Regions from separate parts of the Homo sapiens genome. Here region 1 is linked to region 2. The links are chromatin contacts, found by Hi-C or POLR2A ChIA-PET in ENCODE. All regions are on one chromosome and are shown on one strand. Each heading gives the region's core, a stretch centred on a gene start or an enhancer-like site at or near the end of the contact. The rest is flanking DNA. Distances are from core to core; before and after follow the strand shown.

What was found. A loop is a pair of places that touch in the nucleus more often than their neighbours do. ChIA-PET counts read pairs that join two places held with the same protein, here RNA polymerase II (POLR2A). Pooled maps may share reads with other maps.
Region 1: a map of PC-3 shows a loop between it and region 2 (6-fold over the local background). The contact joins two enhancer-like sites. A Hi-C loop is called at or near these places in 1 of 168 maps with a recorded cell type or tissue (PC-3) and 1 of 50 pooled maps. POLR2A ChIA-PET finds 5 or more read pairs at or near these places in 2 of 52 experiments (OCI-LY7 and WTC11).

Annotation. Positions count from the first base shown.
Region 1 is chr2:138,996,413-138,999,633 of GRCh38, reverse strand. No RefSeq gene overlaps it. Among named protein-coding and RNA genes, the nearest start is that of NXPH2, 220 kb to the right of the region's middle. Within about 2 kb of position 1,618, at least 2 of the 41 ENCODE cell types and tissues checked have a DNase peak (open chromatin) inside an H3K27ac peak, as active enhancers do; they include PC-3, where a contact is called at or near this core.
Region 2 is chr2:138,948,012-138,950,979 of GRCh38, reverse strand. The region is part of intron 2 of LOC105373640 (a long non-coding RNA gene); the gene reads right to left. Among named protein-coding and RNA genes, the nearest start is that of NXPH2, 170 kb to the right of the region's middle. Within about 2 kb of position 1,324, at least 4 of the 41 ENCODE cell types and tissues checked have a DNase peak (open chromatin) inside an H3K27ac peak, as active enhancers do; they include PC-3, where a contact is called at or near this core.

The DNA.
Region 1 (3,221 bases), core at 369-2,868, 48 kb before region 2:
CCTAATATCACTAATGATCTATGTATTTGTCAAATTCAACAGGTTGTTTTCTCCATTTCTTAACCTCTTGGTGCCATTTGGCCTGGTTTTTTATTTTATAATCTTGAGATAACACAATTTTATTCTGATTTTCCTTCCATGTGTCTTTCTGTATTCTTTTTCTCACATAGCCCTTAAATGTTGATATTTCTTACTATTTCATCATTAGCTCTCTGCTCTTTTAACTTTACGTACATTTCTGGGTCACAGCTATATTTTCATAGGTTGTTAACTCTACAAATTTTTTTCTAACTTATATCTCAACTTCTAACTAGGTATCTTCAATTGGAGACATCTGAATATTTCTAAAACTTTCTTACCCATTGAAAGCTCATCTTCCTTTCTCTCTATTCCCTCTTTTTTAATAAGTAAGAGAATGGAAAAAGTATCGCCACACATTTTTCTCTAGACAGCAATATGGCCATTACTATAGATTCTTCATCTTCCTCACATTCACATTTATCCATTGATATCAATATTTTCTACCTATCCTTGTTTCTGTCCCTTCTCCAGTTAATTATCTTCACGATGCCAATCATGTACATTGAAACAAGTCACTTCTTATCTTTAGATCCTTCAGTGGATCACCTTATATTTGCAGAAACAAGTCCAAACTCCTTGCCATTTCATAAAAGGCCCTTCAGAATGAGGCACCCACCCACTTTGCAAGGTAAATACTACCAAGTTCTCCCACAGGTACCCTAAAATTCGAATCAAACGAGTTATTTGAAGGCTCCTGACAATAGCATGATCTCCTATGCCTCTGAGTTTAAATATTCTTTCTTGCTGGTGGACCATTTTAAACCCCTTTCTTATCTGTGTCTTCTCCAGTACTCAGCTCAAGGTCAATCACCTCATGGGAGTATATTTTGATGTCCATTCCCCCCGCCCCTCCTCCCGCAATTTGGTCCTCTCTTGTCACCTTCTAGCATTAGAGTTTCTCACAATCATCCTCATAGCAGTTATTAAAAGTCCTTTTATGAATCCCCACTTCTGAGATCCTCAAAGCTGGTTTAGTTGCTATTCTTGTTCAAGACCTGGTTATCTATCTCTTTCTTTGAATGTATGAGCTACTTGGTTTCCTTGCAATAAATTTAACTTTGTATAAGATAGGTGAATAGCTGAAGCTGTGTAGTATGACTGCACGAATGCACTAATGTTGTTAGTTATTCAACCTCTTTAAGGTTTAATTATGAGGTAATTAGCCCAGCTCCTGGGACACAGTCACTGCCCAGTAGGTGAGATCCCTGACCTTCTCTAGGCAGAGCACTTAGTGTACTAATCACATTGCATCTCATTATAGATTCCATTGCCTGCTTCCTTCCCTGTACTCTGAGCTCCTAGTTTCTAATGATACTTGTTAAATAGCACATACTTAGTAAATGTTTGATGAGGAAAAAAAAATACTTGGTGTTCATGTGTTTTTGCCTCTCCTGAATCTATATCCCTCTCTTGAAAACTTTCTAAATTATCTTTGGAAAATCATCTCTCTCTGATTCTTAGTAAATGTGGCTTGATGACACACTTCATGCCCCAGAGATGAGTAATGAATGGGTTAAGCTTACCAAGTATCTTATTTCCCTGGTTGCAATGATTGACTCATAGAGCAACACGTAACTGAAATAAAGCTAATAAGACGCAAGGAGACATTTATCACAAAATCCTGGGATAATTTGCTTCCATAATGCTATAATTCCTCCCTGGCTATAGTACTGTAAAATGTGAAATTTGGAATTCAAAATTTATTTTGTTAACATCAACCAAGGTATCCAAAACTGTTAGGAGTACTTGAGACCAGGCAAAGAGCTGAAGAGAAATGGGGCTATTTCTGAAATCTTTAGTCCTCTGAGATCAAGTCTCCTTTAAATCATGACAATGTATTAACTTTTCAGTTATATGAGCTGATGGATTTTTTTGTCATTTAAACCACATTGAATTTTTTTCCTCTTATTTGCAACATAAAGAGTTGTAACAGATATGTTATTTCAATCAATTTACTAGCTCTGTGTTTTCTGGCAAAAAACATTTTCACTAGTCATGTCTCTAGCTTCAGCAAATCATTAAACTCTGAGTCTGCGTTTCTGCACTAATTTCTTCACTGGCCTATATCTGACTTATACACATAACACTTGAGTAAAAACTCACTCCATTATATTGATATTTAGAGGCACGTTGCTTCTTTCATATGGTGTTACTTTAATGTACTTTTTTCTTCTCTTTACAGGATCATTATTTCTAGAGATGAAAGGTTTCTTGGAGATTATCTTATTCAATTAAGTCATTTAGTATACAAGAAAACTGAAGCCCAAAAGGTTAAGCAATTTTTCCAAAGCCATGCAAAATACATCGGTTAAAATAAACTCTATGACCATATTTACACTAACTAATCAGTTGTTTGGCTTCATTAAACTGGTCATTTCTCACAAACAACTAATTTATTTTCTCTATATGCATACAAAGATCATGACATATATTCTATCCAGGTGTGATGGTTAATACCGACTGTCAACTTGATTGGATTGATGGATACAAAGTATTGATCCTGGGTGTGTCTGTGAGGGTGTTGCCAAATGAAATAAACATTTGAGTCAGTGGGCTCCAGAAAGCAGACCCACCGTTAATCTGGTGGGCACAATCTGATCAGCCACCAGTGAATATAAAGCAGGCAGAAAAATGTGAAAAGGGACAGACTGGCCTAGCCTCCCAGCCTACACCTTTCTCCTGTGCTGGATGCTTCCTTCCCTGGAACATCAGACTCAAAAGTCCTTCAGTTTTGGGACTTGGACTGGCTCTCCTTGCTCCTCAGCTTGCAGACAGCCTATTATGGGACGTTGTGATCATGTAAGTTAATAGTTAATAAACTCATATATATATATATATATATATATATATATATATATATATATATATATAAAAACACACACACATATATACACACATATATATACACACACTATATATATATATACAGACACACATATATATGTATATATATATTCCTATTAGTTCTGTCCCCCTAGAGAAACTTGACTAATACACTAGGAATCTCCTGTGCACAATTTTAAGAAAACTAAAGCAACACTTAAGTAACAAATAAGTTATAAAGTAACATTATCTGTTACAAGATAGGTATGAGCAAACACCGTAACATTTGGAAGAGTTGAGAATTCCTCCTCTTTATT
Region 2 (2,968 bases), core at 75-2,574:
CTTACCCTATTTGTTTTGCCTGAAATGTTCAACACTCTCAATTACCACACTTTTATTAAGCATGTTCTATATGCCAGGCACGTGGTAATAACTGCAGGAGATGCACATATTACTGGAAAACAACAACAAAAAAGTGCCTTTTCTTCAAATTTCTAATAGTCTAGTTTCATGAACAAGTACATACACAATTAATTATAATAAGTAGTACAGAAAATTATAGTAAAATAAACATAGTTTCTTCTATGTCTAGCTTAGTTATATGCATGCATCTGACTCGGCTCAAGTCCCAGCTTCTCTAAGAAGTCATTGATCTCAGTCCAGAGTAATCTCCTTTTCCAGCTGCACTTTGCAGTACATTTGTTCTAGAGAACTCATAAACTCATGTAACCCTTAATATAAACAAGCGTAACTTTTTATATTTCAAATATATGGGCTATATATCTTTTCCAAATTTTATCTTTTTAAAGTACAGAGATTTTATTCTGTGTCTCTTAATTTCTCTAGAGCTCATATATCACTTGCTCTTTCATTTGGCCATTAATTTATTTGTTATTCATTCATTTAGTTGTTTCTATGAGCACAGCATTGTGCCAGGTCCTGGCTGGAGGAGAAAGGACGGAAAATCCAATGATAACTAAGACACAGTTTTTAACCTTAGCAAACTTGTAATACAGCAGGGGGGATGGATCAGAAAAACACCATAATACAAGATGATCTTTAATAAGTACAGAAATAGACAGTCGAGAGGTACCTTTGAAGGCAAGCCTTGAAGGACAAGTAGGAGGTCAACAGATGCAGAGATGGATCAGGGAAGAAATGGATAGCATTCTCCACAGAAGAAAGATAATGGATAACAAAGTGGATGCAGAAAACTTTGAGATATGCTCAGAGAGCAACTAACGTTTTACTTTAATGTGAATAGCAATAGGAAACTGAAAGAGGCTATGCAAGGCTTAACATAGAAAGATAATGCTGGTCCAGATGATGAAGAGATGTGGGAATTCGAGCTTTAATCAGCTGACTTTTAATTGGGGGATAAGGTAAAGAGAGGATGAGCAAAGGTTTCAGCCAGGAAGTAACCTGATGGAAATTTTGGTTAAAATGACTAAGCCAGAGGAGTGGCACACAGCTAGAACTGGAATGGAGAGTAACCACCAATGGAAAGGCATTTAAGAGGCTGCTGCAGGAAGTTAAGTGGAGGAAAAAAGAAACTTATTTAGCTCTCTGACCAAGTCCCCTTTGATACCTGAAACATAGATGACATGTATTACTTTTCACATAGCCCAGAGGCAAAGCTACAGAAAGAGAGGAAGAGGTGTGGACATTGGATTTGATGACTCAACACGGATAACAAAGGGAGAGAGAATCCACAATGAATTCCATCTCTTATCAGTTGTGAAATCTTCCTGCACCAAAATATTTCCCCCCGTCCACTCTCTCTATTCGTAAGATTATACAATTTGCTCTTTCTTCTTTGCCTTCTTTATTCTGTTAACTCTCTTTTTCTTGTTCTCTGGATATTACATAAAAGTCTCATGTAATTGCCCTTTTCACATATTATTCAGCTGAGGATCATATTGCTTAATCATTCTAAGCTATATTCTCAAGTAAAACCTTCTTAGGAATAGACAGGAACATAATGTAGAGCACAGCAAGGGAATATTCTGCTCCCAACAGTGATGACAAAGAAGCTACACAGCAAAGGGAAACTTTTATGTAAAGACCCAGAAAACAAAAGGTTGATAAGAAGAACAGTGATTTCAATGAAAAGATCACCAGAGGTCTGAATCCCCAGCACATACAGTTGTCTTTATTCTTTGATCTTCCCTGGCTCTGAAATTCTGGCTTAAGCTACAGTCCATGACAGCCCCAGGACATAGGGATTTGATAGCTTCCAATTCCATTACAGTTTTTTCTCAGATCAATAAAGTGACCTTAAAGGAAACACACTTTCCAGTGTTTCCATTTCCTTGTAAACAAAATGGGAATAATACCAAGTTTCCATACTTGAAGCATGAGAACAAAGTCCTCTGAGGATATGAGGTGCTGAATAACAAATAGGATGGAATATGTAATTCAATCAGTCATGCCTCAGCACTGGCTGTGCCCATTTATTATTACTGTTCAATTTCTAAAGTGATGGTGAAATGGAATTTTCACTAATTTTTCAAGAACTTGAATCTTATTCTTATAATCTTGAGCTTTATGTTGCTGATATATTGCAGATATAATTTTTGTGTGCTCCAAGAGGCTTTCTGCTCACAGGGCATTGCTGTAAGTTGTGGATAATTTATTTTCCCCTGCTATTATATTGTGTAAATTACCGTGTTGGCAATATTTTAGCCTCTCATACTTTGAATCAATGCCCAGAATAATTCTAACAAGATTTTGATTCTCTGGAAGCAACCTCAAGGAAGAAAGCCCTTCAAAATGCCTACATATTCATTTAAACTTCAGCTGGGAAAAACATCTCCTCCAGGTCAAGTATAAGGTGAATCCAAAGGGTAAGTGATACTTATCTCAGCTCCCTGCTAATATCTATATCCTCCTTTGCTGCCAGAAATAATCACAGGGACTTGCCAGTTGAAGACACATTCCTAGACCTTTCTACCTCAGGATGTAAGTTCTAGAAGTGGAATCCAATTTGAGGTCTGCTAGAAACCACAAGGAAATATTTGAGTCCAGAGATCCAGCTGCATCACCAAGTCTGTGGTTTAATTTTATCACCCAAAGGAGATACTTTGATTTGCAGCCAGGAAATGTCTCATTTGTTAGTGTTAGAGATAATCAGGATGAGTCAAATGGAAACTGGCCTGCCAAATGAGTCAGGCAAGTTGCTAGGGACGTGGCCACAGTGCCTTGTGGTCATAGAAGGCCCAGCAAAGATGTGGCCTTTATGCAATATCTTATTTGATTTTGAATAAAAATATAGCCTTATATAACAACAGGAAAAGAGAAAACAAAAAGC